Regions from separate parts of the Homo sapiens genome. Here region 2 is linked to region 1. Evidence: chromatin contacts called from ENCODE Hi-C or POLR2A ChIA-PET data. All regions are on one chromosome and are shown on one strand. The core of a region is the stretch at or near the end of the contact, and the rest is flanking DNA. Distances in the headings are between cores, read along the strand shown.

Region 1 (6,814 bases), core at 2,319-4,818:
CACTGTTGCATTATCTTTACTGTTACTCTAATGAATTTAAAAATTGAATACTCTGTTAAAACTGAGGTGGCCGGCCGGGCGCGGTGGCGCACGCCTGTAATCCCAGCACTTTGGGAGGCCGAGGCGGGAGGATCACGAGGTCAGGAGATCGAGACCATCCCGGCTAAAACGGTGAAACCCCGTCTCTACTAAAAATACAAAAAATTAGCCGGGCGTAGTGGCGGGCGCCTGTAGTCCCAGCTACTTGGGAGGCTGAGGCAGGAGAATGGCGTGAACCCGGGAGGCGGAGCTTGCAGTGAGCCGAGATCCCGCCACTGCACTCCAGCCTGGGCGACAGAGCGAGACTCCTTCTCAAAAAAAAAAAAAAAAAAAAAAAAAAAAAAAAAAAACTGAGGTGGCCATATCATTCGCCTCATGAGTTCATATAAAAATTAAGTGCTAAAATTTAATTCCCACCTTTATGAAGCTTATAACCTAGTTGAGGAGATATGGCTACATAAAAATCCATAGTGTAAGACCTAGTAGAATAACTACCATAAGCAAGACAGCCTGGTGTGGTAGAGAAAAAGCATGAACTTTGAAAACAAACACACTTGAGTTCAAACCTTGATTCTACTATTTGCTTGCTGTGTGACCTTTGGTAAATTACTAAGCTTCTCTGAGCTTGTATCCTCCCTTTCAAAAGGGAGAAATAATAACCAACTCATAAAATTATTGTAAAAATTCAGTGAGATAATGTGCACAAAGTGCTTGTTTCAATTCCTGGCACATCATAGGCAATGAATGCTAATTCCCTTCCACTGGTTTTTCAGTTCAACAAATGTTTATTGACTGTCTGCTCTGTGCCAAACACAAGTACTGAATACTGAAGATACACTCACCCACTCACTCAGTCAATAAAATGAGCCACAGTTCCTTCTGCCAAGGAGCTCCTAGTCCAGTGGGGTGAGCCACAGCCTGAGGCTTCCTGAGAAGTGTCATATGTGCATAGCCACTTGGGTTTCCTCATAGCCAGTTGGGTTTCCTCACAACATGGTGCTGGTTTGAAGAAGGAATGTTCCTGGCCGAGCATAGTGGCTCATGCCAGTAATCCCAGCACTTTGGGAGGCCGAGGTGGGAGGATTGTTTGAGCCCAGGAGTTCAAAACCAGCCTGGGCAACATAGTGAGACCCTGTCTCTACAAAATTAAAAAAATTAGCTGGGCTTGGTAGTGTATGCCTGTAGCCCTAGCTACTCAGGAGGCTGAGGCAAGAGGATCACTTGAGCCTGGAAGTCAAGGCTGCAAGGAGCTGTGATTACACCACTGCACTCCAGCCTCAAAAGTTATGCGGTATGCTATTGCTCATACTATTGGTTAAAGCCAACTGTATACTAGCCCCTAAGGGTAGGTAGGATTTTGTCAGAGAGATGAGAAGAAGGAAGAGAAAGAGGTTCCAGGCAGAGGACATGTTGTAAGTAAAGATAAGGTTTGGCGCACAAGAAACCAGGTGACCTGAATTTTAGTCTAAGACCTTCCCCTTTAACCAGCTGTATTTGTTTGGGTTCATGTCATCTGGAAAAAAAGAAGACTGAGTTAGATCAGTGGCTCTCAATCACAGCTGATGCTTTGGATACATGAAAAAAAAATGACTTCTGGGCTTCACCCTCGAACAATTAAATCAGAATGTCTGTGGATGAGACCCAGCATCAGTATTCTCTTTATTACAATATAGTTTACATACAACGTAATGCGTTCAAGTGAATATTTTAAGCGCCAATGAGTTTGACAAACGTATGTACCCATGTAATCACTTCCACAGTCAAGATAGAAAACACTGCCATCACCCTAAAAGTTTCCTTTGGCCCATTAGCTGCCAGTCCTTCCAACATCATCCCCAGATCACCACTGATCAGTGTTCTGTCACTATAGATTAGGTTTGTCCCTTCTAGAATTTCATCTAAAAGGATTCATATGCCTGTAATCCCAGCACTTTCAGAGGCTGAGGCAGGTGGATCACGAGGTAGGGAGTTCAAGACCAGCCTGGCCAACATAGTGAAACCCCATCTCTACTAAAAATACAGAAAATTAGCCGGGCGTGGTAGCAGGTGCCTGTAATCCCAGCTACTTGGGAGGCTGAGGCAGGAGAATCACTTGAACCCAGGAGGCAGAGGTTGCGGTGAGCGGAGATCATGGCACTGCACTCCAGCCTGGGTGACAGTCCAAGACTCCATCTCAAAAAAAAAAAAAAAGGATTCATACAGTAAGTATTATTTTGTCTGGCTACAATGAGGTATTAGCGTTTGTTTTAAAAGTTTCTCTGGGTGATTTTAATGAGAAGCAATGACTGGATGATCTTTCAGGACCCTTCCAGCTAAAAAGATGCCATGATTTCATCTGCTAGCCTAGAGGCACTTTATGAAAGTTGCATTTTGGGAATAATATATATGATAGATATCATTATAATAATTATGACAATGGTAATACTAATGTTTATTGATCTTTAACTATGTGCCCAGGCACTGTGCTAAGTTATTCATGTGTATTTTCTTATCTAAATCCTCACAGCAATCCAGGGGGTAGGTACTAATTTTATCCCTGATAACAGAGGTGGAAACTGAGACACAGGTTAACTTATCTAAGGTCAAGGAGCTCGCATGTGGTGGGATCAGAATTCAAATCCAGATTTTCTCACTATGAACAGAGACTGCTTTTAATCAAAATTCTGCAAGAGTTTCTACAAGGTGAAGTCTCAGCCCCCACTTCCTCGGACATGCTCGTAAGAAGTGTAAAGTGTTCCCAGATGAATGCTTTCAGCTTGTTGATGAGTTCCAGCTGGGGAGAAGAAATAATTCAACCGTACATTTAGCAAGAAGGCACAGAGCCTACCTCAATATGCAAAGGAATCCAGCTTGTTTCAAGTGTCAAGTGACAGTTTAGACAAGAGAAAAGGACTCAGTACAAATGAGATGGGACAGAGGTTGCATCCCGTGCATGTCTTCTGAGATATATACAAAATAGAGAAACAAAGACTAACTCATCCACTGATTTCACCGTAGTAATGCAGATTATTTCCTGACATTTCAATACACAGATACACACACACACACACCACACACACACACACACACACATCTATTTTCAGTTTTCAAAATATTCATCACTGTCACTACGAACAATGAACAACTAGTCTTATTTTGTGGTAGAGGAGTCTTCCCAGAGTACCTGACAGGTGACCAAATATCACCCTGCTCCTGCAAACCTATTTGATTCTGGGAGTCTTGGTAGACATGCTTGGTTGGTTTACAGCCTGTGCTTCTTATAAATTCACTAGTGGCTTAAAAAAAAAAAAAAGCATCAGCACGATGAAAATATATGTCTTTCTTAAGTTGCACTCACCCATGACATCCAAATCAAAGGCTTGTCAGCTGAGGTTGTCCCAGTTCCCTCCAAGAGAATATTAACAATTAATCCTGATCACCCGAAACAAACAGGTTCCTATTCAAATACTGGCTGTCAGTATCTGGCTGTCAAGCCAAGAGCAAGGCTAAGGCCTCAGCCTGCCCAGCTGTCTGCCCGCTGGGTGACAGTGTTGATCCATCTGAAATAAATGCGCTTTGTCCCTGGGCCAGAAAATACCAGGTCCCTAAAAGGAAAGACTGCAGCCAGATGGTGTTCTGAGGGCCTGGGGAAACGCTTTGCCTTCCTTCCCGGAGAGAAGCAGAATGATTCTGTGTTTTCTTTATCTTTCAAAGGAAGATGTGAGGTGAAGCATTGTTCTGATGTTACCATATTGGGCTAGGTTTCTCTGGGCGAAGTGCTACCGCGAATGATGTGATTACACATAATAAATTACTTGCATTTTCCTGATAATTTAATGAGGGCAAAGAGCTTGCAATGAGCGTTGTGAAAACTCAGCTGAAAATTCATTTCAGCTGTTTGTTCGGATGCATGGGGCTGGAAGGATTCTTTAACTGAGGTGTTCTTTTTTATACACATGTGCATCCAGGGCTCTGGGGTGGGACAAGATTGTCTCTGTGGAATATTATTTCCAAATTGCCAGCTCACATATTTACATTATTCTATCTGTTCTGACGTGATCCTTGACTTCAAGAGGGAAGAGAGTTCCTGTCCAGATACAAATACTGTTCAGATGCAAATACAGGAACAGGCCAGCTGCAGTGGCTCATGCCTATAATCCTAGCACTTCCCTGGGAGGCTGAGGTGGGAGGATCACCTGAGGCCAGGAGTTCAGGACCAGCCTGGTCAACGTGGTGAAACCCCGTCTCTAATAAAAACACAAAAATTAGCCAGGCATGGTGGCGTGTGCCTATAATTCCAGCTACTTGGGAGGCTGAGGCAGGAGAATCACTCCAGCCTGGGTGACAGAGTGAGACTCCATTTCGAAAAACAACAAAAACAGGAACAAATACTGTAGTCTGTAGTTACAATTCCAGGTGACCAGTGGAAATGGTGGAAGTGTGTAGTGACACCGCAGTAGAGGAGAGAGAATGATGGAACCAGCCATGTCTCTCCTTTAAAGGGACAAGACAGAAAATGAATTGAGTGCTTCAGGAGGCTTTAAAAGGCTTGGTTTGGGCCATTTTTTGTTCTCCTCCACCGTACCTCTCCAAAGATGGAGTAAAGAGAATAGTGACTCAAAACATTGTGACTCTTCATCACAATGTTTTATGAGGAATGAAGCCATGTTAATTTTTTTTTAAGCGAGACAGAGTCTGTCACCTAGACCGGAGTGCAGTGACACAATTATAGCTCACTGCAGCCTTGACTCCTGGGCTCAAGGGATCCTCCCGCCTCAGCTTCCTAAGTAGCTAGGACGGCAGGCACACACCATCACACATGACTAATTTTATTTTTTGTAGATTTGAGGTCTCACTATGTTGCCCAGACTGGCATCAAACTCCTGGCCTTAAGTGATAGATCCTCCTGCCTCATCTTCCCAAAATGGGGGGATTACAGGCATGAGCCACTGCCCCGAGCCAAAGTCATGTTTACGTGAGCCTTTGTCCCAAATTCTTATAATCAGGTTGAAAGACTAAAATAGAATTATCAACTTAAGAAATTATATCACAAAACTTTTAGTACTTAGTATATGTGCTGCCGAAGCGAGCACAACAAAACTTATAGTACTTAAATAGTTTCTTGGCTGGGCATAGTAGCTCAGGCCTGTAATCTCAGCACTTTTGGAAGCTAGACAGGAAGATTGCTTGAGACCAGGCATTCAAGACCAGCCTGGGCAACATAGTGAGATCCCATCAAAAAAAAATTATTTTTAAGTTTCTTTTTTCACCTTTGTTTTATTTAATATTATTTGATCCAACTTATTTGAGCCAATTTAGCACATTTATATTTTATTACAAGTGACATAATAAAGGTTTGGGTTTTTTAATAACAAAGGTTTTTGATATTTCAACTACACTACAACTGCAGTCATATTTTCTAAAGGAGCTCTCCTTGAGTTCTGAGAATCTCAAATGAGGGTGAAGAATACAAACAGGTGGGCTGTGGATTGGGCTTTTGCTCTCTGAGACTCACACAGACACTGAGCATCACGGAGCCAAGGACCATCAAAGCCAGAGGGTGAAGCTGTTGAGCTGTGAGTCACTTCCCTGTCTCTCCTCTTCAGACACTTCAAAGCCTTTTCTAACTTTAGCTACCGAACACCCAGACAGCATGGGCCCTCTTAGGGCAAACTGCAACCACACGCATTTTTTTTTTTTTTTTGAAAGGGAGTCTCACTCTTGTTGCCCAGGCTGGAGTGCAGTGGCATGATCTTGGCTCACTGCAACCTCCGCCTCCTGGATTCAAGCGATTCTCCTGCCTCAGCCTCCTGAGTAGCTGGGATTACAGGTGTGTGCCACCATGCCTGGCTAATTTTTGTATTTTTAGTAGAGATGAGGTTTCACCGTGTTGGCCAGGCTGATCTCAAATTCCTGACCTCAGGTGATCCACCTGCCTCGGCCTCCCAAAGTGCTGGGATTACAGGCATGAGCCACCGTGCTCCACTCCACATGCATTTTTGTATCCTATTCAGTATATATTAAGGATATTTTATCAGAGTTTTGGTAGCCTCTACCCTGCAGGGACCAACCACATGATCAGCAGAGAGGGTAAAAGGATTTATGAGAGGAGGCCTTGGGCAGCAGAGATTGAGAACTTTCTGGGACTTACCAGAACAGAGCAGTAAGCAGCTCCAGGAACACCCATATCTTTCTGTCCCTGCAGAGATGTGCACACATCTACTCATCTTCCTATTTCTTTTCTTTTCTTTGAGACAGTCTTGCTCTGTCACCCAGGCTGGAGTCCAGTGGCACAATCTCGGCTCACTGCAACCTCCACCTCCTGGGTTCAAGCGATTCTCCTGCCTCGGCCTCCCGAGAAGCTGGAATTAACAGGTGCCTTCCACCAGGCCGGGCTAATTTTTGTATTTTTAGTAGAGACAGGGTTTCGCTATGTTGGCCAGGCTGGTCTCAAACTCCTGACCTCAGGTGATCCACCGCCTAGGCCTCCCAGAGTGGTGGGATTACAGGCGTGAGCCACTGCACCCAGGCCACATCTTCCAATTTATTTTACCTTCTTAGTATTCCGATCCTGAAGGTCTTTGGAGGCTTATATGACTGCTTTGTGAGAAGTCAGCACCACAGATTATTTGCAGGGAGGGTCCTCTGGTATACTTTGATTTTTGAAAATGCAGAAAAGCATAAAGAAAGAAATTAAAAGCATTCACACTTCTGCTACCCAGAACTAAGCACTGCTAATGGTTAGGTGTATGAGCACACCTCATTCTACTGTGCTTTGTAGTTATTGCATTTCACA
Region 2 (6,402 bases), core at 2,335-4,834, 350 kb after region 1:
GTCTGATCTGGTTTCCCTGATGATTAGTGACAATGAGCATTTTTTTCATATAGCTGTTGACCATTTGTATGTCTTCTGAGAAATGTCTGGGTACTTTGTCCCTGCCAACCGCTTTTTTTTTTTTTTTTTTTTTGAGATGGAGTCTTGTTCTGTCTCCCAGGCTGGAGTGCAGTGGCGTGATCTCAGCTCACTGCAAGCTCCACCTCCCAGGTTCACGTCATTCTCCTGCCTCAGCCTCCTGAGTAGCTGGGACTACAGGCGCTGACCACCATGCCCAGCTAAATTTTTTGTATTTTTTTAGTAGAGACGAGGTTTCACCATGTTAGCCAGGATTGTGTTGATCTCCTGACCTCGTGATCCACCCACCTCGGCCTCCCAACGTGCTGGGATTACAGGCGTGAGCCACTGCGCCCGGCCTACCAACCACTTTTTTTAAAGATAGGGTCTCGCTATGTTGCCCAGGCAAAAGTACAGTGGTGTGACCATGGCTTACTGCAGCCCTGACCTCCTGGGCTCAAGCAATCCTTCCACCTCAGCCTCCTAAGTAGCTGGAACTGCAGCCATGTGCCACCATGCCCGACTAATTTAAAAATTTTTTTTATAAAAACACAGTCTCCCTATGTTACCCAGGCAGGTCTGTAACTCCTGGCCTCAAATAATCCTCCCACCTTGGCCTATCAAAATGCTGGGATTACAGGCATGAGCCATCATGCCCAGCCACTTTGCTTTTATTTTATTTTATTTTATCTTATTTTATGTTATGTTATGTTAATTTTAATTTTTGAGATAGAGTCTCGCTCTGTTGCCAGGCTGGAGTGCAGTGGTGCGATCTTGACTCACTGCAACCTCTGCTTCCCAGGTTCAAGCAATTCTCCTGCCTCAGCCGCCCGAGTAGCTGGGATTACAGGCGTGCGCTGCCACGCCCAGCTAATTTTTGTATTTTTAATAGAGATGGGGTTTCACCATGTTGGCCAGGATGGTGAGTTTTTTTAATTCCATATATATATATTATATATATATGGGTTTTTTGTTGTTTTTTTTTTTTGGCTATTAGCATTAGAGGGGGTCATTTTGAAAAGTCTTCATCATTCTTGGAGCACCTTCTTACTTTCTGACATGAGGTGTTCCAGGTTCATCTTAGAGTTTCTCTGTTCCAGCCTTGGAGACAGCCATTTCTCTGAGGAGCCCTGTGTTTGTTTGCTTTTTTTTGTTGCTTTTTTGTTTCTTTGGAGACGGAGTTTCACTCTTACTGCCCAGGCTGGAGTGCAATGGCGCAATCTCAGCTCAACCGCAACCTCCGCCTCTGGGTTCAAGCGATTCTCCTGCGTCAGCTGGTCTTGAACTCCCAACCTCAGGTGATTCACCCACCTTGGCCTCCCAAAGTGCTGGGATTACAGGCATGAGCCACCACACCCGGCCGTTTGCTTGTTTTTTAGTGGAGAGTGGTATTAGAAACTAAGATATGAATGTCAGATGTGCTCATCATTATTGGAATGTCAGTGCTTCCAGGCCTTCTCAGTGGACAAGCTAGGAAACATGGGTAATGATTGTGTGTCCCCACCAGTACCACTGACGGCAGTCCAGCACTACAGTTTACACTCCAGTTTTCTCCCTTTCCACATTTATAGCTGGTTTCTTCTTAATATAGTTATTTGATCAATTCCACTGTGTGTAACTAAGTTCCCATTGCTGCCCTCTCATCCCCCCTCCCCCACTGGACTTCCTCCTTACCCTATTTTGCCTCCAGCACCCCAAACCAGCTTGCCACCCTCCCTTCTCCTTGTGTGGACAGGCTCTTCTCCCCACAAAGGCTCTGACACATCTTGCTGGGCTACCGCAACACCCTCCCTCACATACCAAGTGCTACATTCCTCGGGCCCACTTAATGACTTTTGCACTCTGATTTACATTTTTAAAGCATCTCTGTGGTTGCTGTGAAGAATAAAGGAAGGAGGCAAGGCAAGTGTGGAAGCAGGCTACTCACTTAAGAAGCTGTTGTAAGTCATGGCCTAGGCTGTTGATGGGGTTGGACTAGGGTGCTAGTGATGCAGGTTGTGAGATTTGGGATCGTATTAGTTGTCTATACTGTGGAACAAGTTATCCTAAACTTAGCTTAAGACAGTAAATGTTATCTCACAGCAATTTGAGTGTAGCTTAGCTGGGTGCCCCAGGCTCAGGGTCTCACAAGGTTACAGCTGAGATCTTCTCTGAGGCTGCTGTGCTCTCAAGGTTTGACTTGGGAAGGACCCACTGCCACACTTACTCATGTGGCTGTAGACAGACCTCAGAAGATTTGCTTCCCAGCTCATTCAGTAGACCTCTGCACAGGCCACCTCTTGACATGGCGTCTGGCTTCCCCAGACCAAGGTGGAAGGAACAGTCTTTTTAAACCTCATCTAGGAAGTGATATCCCATACTTCAGTTGTCTATTTATTAGAAGCAAGTCAATCAGTCCAGCCACACTTAAAATGAGGGTATTATACAAGGGTGTGAATACCAGGAGGCAGTGATCGTTGGAGGCCCTCTTAGAGGGTGCCAAGTAAGATGGGGTCAGCAGGAGTTGCTGATTGATTGGCTTTTGAGAGAAAAACCAGTCAAGGATGACTTCAATATTTTTGGCCTGAACTACTAGAGGTACAGTTACTGAGATAGGGAAGAGTGGAGTAGGGGGAGCAGGTTTAGAAGAGGTAGTCTACGTTAAGTATGAGAAGCTTGATAGACGACCACGTGAGAAGGTGAGTAGACAGTTGAAAACTAGCCTGTTGGTTAGGCTAGAGATTGATGCTGGAGATAGGATTTTGGTTTGATTTTATCTAGTGTAGTATTCAACTTAACTTTATAAATTAAGGGTTAGGAGAATATGACCTTCAGTTAAATGCCTAGCTCTGTTATCCTGGAAACCAGATAAAATTGTTTTAACAGTATTGCAATATAAAATCGACCTCTGATTGGGAAATTGCCTCTGGATTGAGAGGAATTAGAAATGCCTGGTGAGTGCTGCTGCTCTTAGAACTGGCATGACCCTGTGGGAAAGGGAATCCTGAAGCTATGCCTTTGGAGTTACTAGAGACGTTGGCTCTGGTGGAGCGTAAAGCTTTGAAGTTAGGGCAGCTCCTGCACCTGTCTCATGATGCTCTCATCTCCCTTGAGCCTGAGCTGTGTCATCTAGGGAGTTAAAGAAAATAGCTTCTGGGCCGGGCGTGGTGGCTCACACACAGCACCTTGGGAGGCCAAAGCAGGCAGATCATGAGGTCAGGTGATCGAGACCATCTTGGCTAACACAGTGAAACCCCGTCTCCACTTAAACTACAAAAAAAAATTAGCCGGGCCTAGTGGCGGTCGCCTGTAGTCCCAGCTACTTGGGAGGCTGAGGCAGGAGACTGGCATGAACCTGGGAAGCGGAGCTTGCAGTGAGCCGAGATCACACCACTGCACTCCAGCCTGGGCAACAGAGAGACTCTGTCTCAAAAAAAAAAAAAAAAAAGAAAAGAAAAAGAAAATAGCTTCTGGACGGCTGGGTGAGCTGTCACTTGCATGAACAACTGCACAGACTCCCAGGGAGAGGAACATCTGATGCTGCCCAGCTGGCAAGCTGTGATTCCTGTCCTCTGTCCTGAGTTCTCAGATGCCAAGTGTGGCCTATGATAGTCTTATGAGTCTGTTCAGTAGCTGCATAATCTCACCTAGGGAAAGATTTCCCTTAGAGACATTAGCGTTTTGGATAGAATTTTAGTCAGCTTCTCTGTTTCATTTAATGTTCTCTAATCTTATGGGAAACATTAGAAATCTTGTGGAAAAATGAGCTCATTTTATCTCTCTGGTCTAAAGGCCTTCACTTCTTTGAATCTACCAGCCACCAGTAAAGGCTGCTAAGTCCACCAGTACAAAAACAAAAGATGGTGGTGCAAACTTCTTGGATGGGCAGTTGAGCTACACGTGCCTTGAAAATAAGAAACGGATTGCCTAGAACCTAACACAGTCTGCTTACAAACTTGATTCATTCAACAAATATATATTGAGCACCCCCCTATATGTCAGGCCTTGATGGGTTTATATATTCACAGTGGTGAGTGAAATATGTATGGTCTTTGTTCTCTTGTAGTTTATAGGCACTTAATGAATACTAGTACTAATACTGTGTTCTAATTTAGTGTCTTTTTTTACAGTACCTTCATTTTCCTATATGTTTTATTCTCTTATGGGATCAGCAACAAGATATTAATTTCTTCTTCAGGAATTTATATTTAATTTGATTGAGTAGAATACCCTGAAAGTATTTAAGTAGATAACAAATAACATTTTATTTTATTTTGAGGCAGTGTCTCGCTCTATCACCCAGGCTGGAGTTCAGTGGTGCGATCTTGGCTTACTGCAGCCTCGACCTCCTGGGCTCAAGCCATCCTCCTGCCTCAGCACCCGGAGTAGCTGGGGCTACAGGCACGGGCCACCATGCCCGGCTACTGTTTGTATGTATGTATGTATGTATGTATTTAGTAGAGACAGTGTTTTGCCATGTTGCCCAGGCTGGTCTCAAACTCCTGGGCTCAAGCTATCCACCTGCCTTGGCCTCCCAAAGTGTTGACATTACAGGTGTGAACTACCGTGCCCAGCTCAAGTACTATTCTATACTACTTTTTCTTTCTTTTTTTTTCTCTTGTTCTTGTCTTTATTTTGTTCAATGCCAATTTTATTGCCTTCAGTTTTATTCTGAAGTTATCTAATTGCCACCGTCTACACAGTAACACACAGAAGTCTTCATTTTCATTGTTATGGTAGTTAGCATTTATATAGAATTAGTGTAGAAAAGTAGAAAGTTTGGGCTATTTCATGCACGGCTGTATAAAATTATTGTTTTCACTTGTATCAGAAGAAATAAAGATGTGCTTTTTGTGGTTTGAAGTATTGGAACCTTGAAGTCCTTTGAACCAAGTTAAAAAAAAAAACAAAGCAAGACATGGCTTGGTTAGATTTTTCTCTATTGCACGTATACCGTTTTCCCACTTGGTGGCACTTTCTGTTCATTTCTTAGTAACATGTCTTTCTCTCTCAGCATAGTTACACCAGTCTCTCCTCGTACATTGATTTTTCTTATTAAAATTAATTTACTGAAGTAATACATAAATACATCATTTAAAAAATAATAGTGTATGGTAAAGGGTTTCTTTTTTTTTTTAACAGAAAATAATTTTGTCCCTGAAAATTTTTCTGTGCCCAGGGAAAAATTAATAAATGGTTTTGCCCTTGAAAGGCCAATTTGTTTAAGATGCTTAACATCGTGGTGGTCAGCTGTTTTTCATTTGGCGTGATGTGTTCTAGAAGCCTTTGTAGAGAAACAGGGTGGCAGGTGAGGGCCATTACATGGAGGCGATAGAGAAGAATCAAGGATGATTCATAGGTTTGGGGCCTGAGTGGTTGGTACCATAATGCTGGGACCATTCACTGAGATGAGAAGACTTGTAGAAGGGCGGGTTGGTAGGGGTGGAGAATTAGAATCAGAAGCCTCTTTTTGGACATAGTAAGTGTGTGATACCTGTTGTGAAATCTACATGATTAGATATATATCAAGTAAACAGCTGAATATACAAATCGAGCTTAGGACAATGGTCAAACCTGCCAAACCAGCAAAGAACAAGGTAAGTAGCTAGCAAGGTAGGAGGAAAGGGAAGAAAGAGGAGTATTTCAGCCAGGGAAGCCTCGTTGTATTGATTGTTGCCAAGAGGTTGAGGAAGATGATGACAGAAAAATGTCCGTGTGATTTGGCAATATGAAATTCATTGAATCTACATAGAATCTGTTCTTGAAAGAAATGAGGAGAGATCAGAAAAGTTTGAACATTCTAGCAAAGGAGAGTGATCCACATAGCCCCTAGTAGACATGCACTGTCAATATTGGACATAGTTCCATTAATCCTTTTTTTTTTTTTTGAGACAGGGTCTTGCTCTTGTCACCCAGGCTGGAGTGCAGTGGCATGATCTCAGCTCACTGCATCCTCCACCTCCCAGGTTCAAGCAATTCTTGTGCCTCTGCCACCTGGGTAGCTGGGATTACAGGTCCCATGACCACACCCAGCTAATTTTTGTATTTTTTTTTTTATAGGGGTGGGGTTTCTCCATGTTAGCCAGGCTGGTCTCAAACTCCTGGCCTCATGTGATCCGCCTGCCTCAGCCTTCCAAAGTGCTGGGATTACAGGTGTAAGCCACCTCACCCCGTCCCTTTTTAATCCTTTCTGTGTAGTTGTGTTCATAACCATACTCCATTTTACTTGCTTTTTTCCATCAATATTATAAGCAATTTTTCATGTTATTAAAACAATCCTTATAATCACCATTAAAAGATTTTTTCTGATTATAAGAATATACAATTGCTATAGAAAATTTGGAAATCTGGAGAATTATTAATATG

Evidence for each region. A loop is a pair of places that touch in the nucleus more often than their neighbours do. ChIA-PET counts read pairs that join two places held with the same protein, here RNA polymerase II (POLR2A). Pooled maps may share reads with other maps.
Region 2: a pooled map shows a loop between it and region 1 (3-fold over the local background). The contact joins two enhancer-like sites. A Hi-C loop is called at or near these places in 2 of 50 pooled maps. POLR2A ChIA-PET finds 5 or more read pairs at or near these places in 2 of 52 experiments (OCI-LY7 and WTC11).

What each region holds. Positions count from the first base shown.
Region 1 is chr12:95,333,390-95,340,203 of GRCh38, reverse strand. LOC105369917 (a long non-coding RNA gene) reads left to right here. Exons shown (of 11, transcript XR_001749265.1): 11 at 2,546-2,634. Among named protein-coding and RNA genes, the nearest start is that of MIR3685, 27 kb to the right of the region's middle. RefSeq lists an enhancer at 4,367-5,283. Within about 2 kb of position 3,568, at least 17 of the 41 ENCODE cell types and tissues checked have a DNase peak (open chromatin) inside an H3K27ac peak, as active enhancers do.
Region 2 is chr12:94,979,358-94,985,759 of GRCh38, reverse strand. All of the region lies in intron 3 of NDUFA12 (NADH:ubiquinone oxidoreductase subunit A12), which reads left to right. Among named protein-coding and RNA genes, the nearest start is that of NDUFA12, 21 kb to the left of the region's middle. Within about 2 kb of position 3,584, at least 3 of the 41 ENCODE cell types and tissues checked have a DNase peak (open chromatin) inside an H3K27ac peak, as active enhancers do.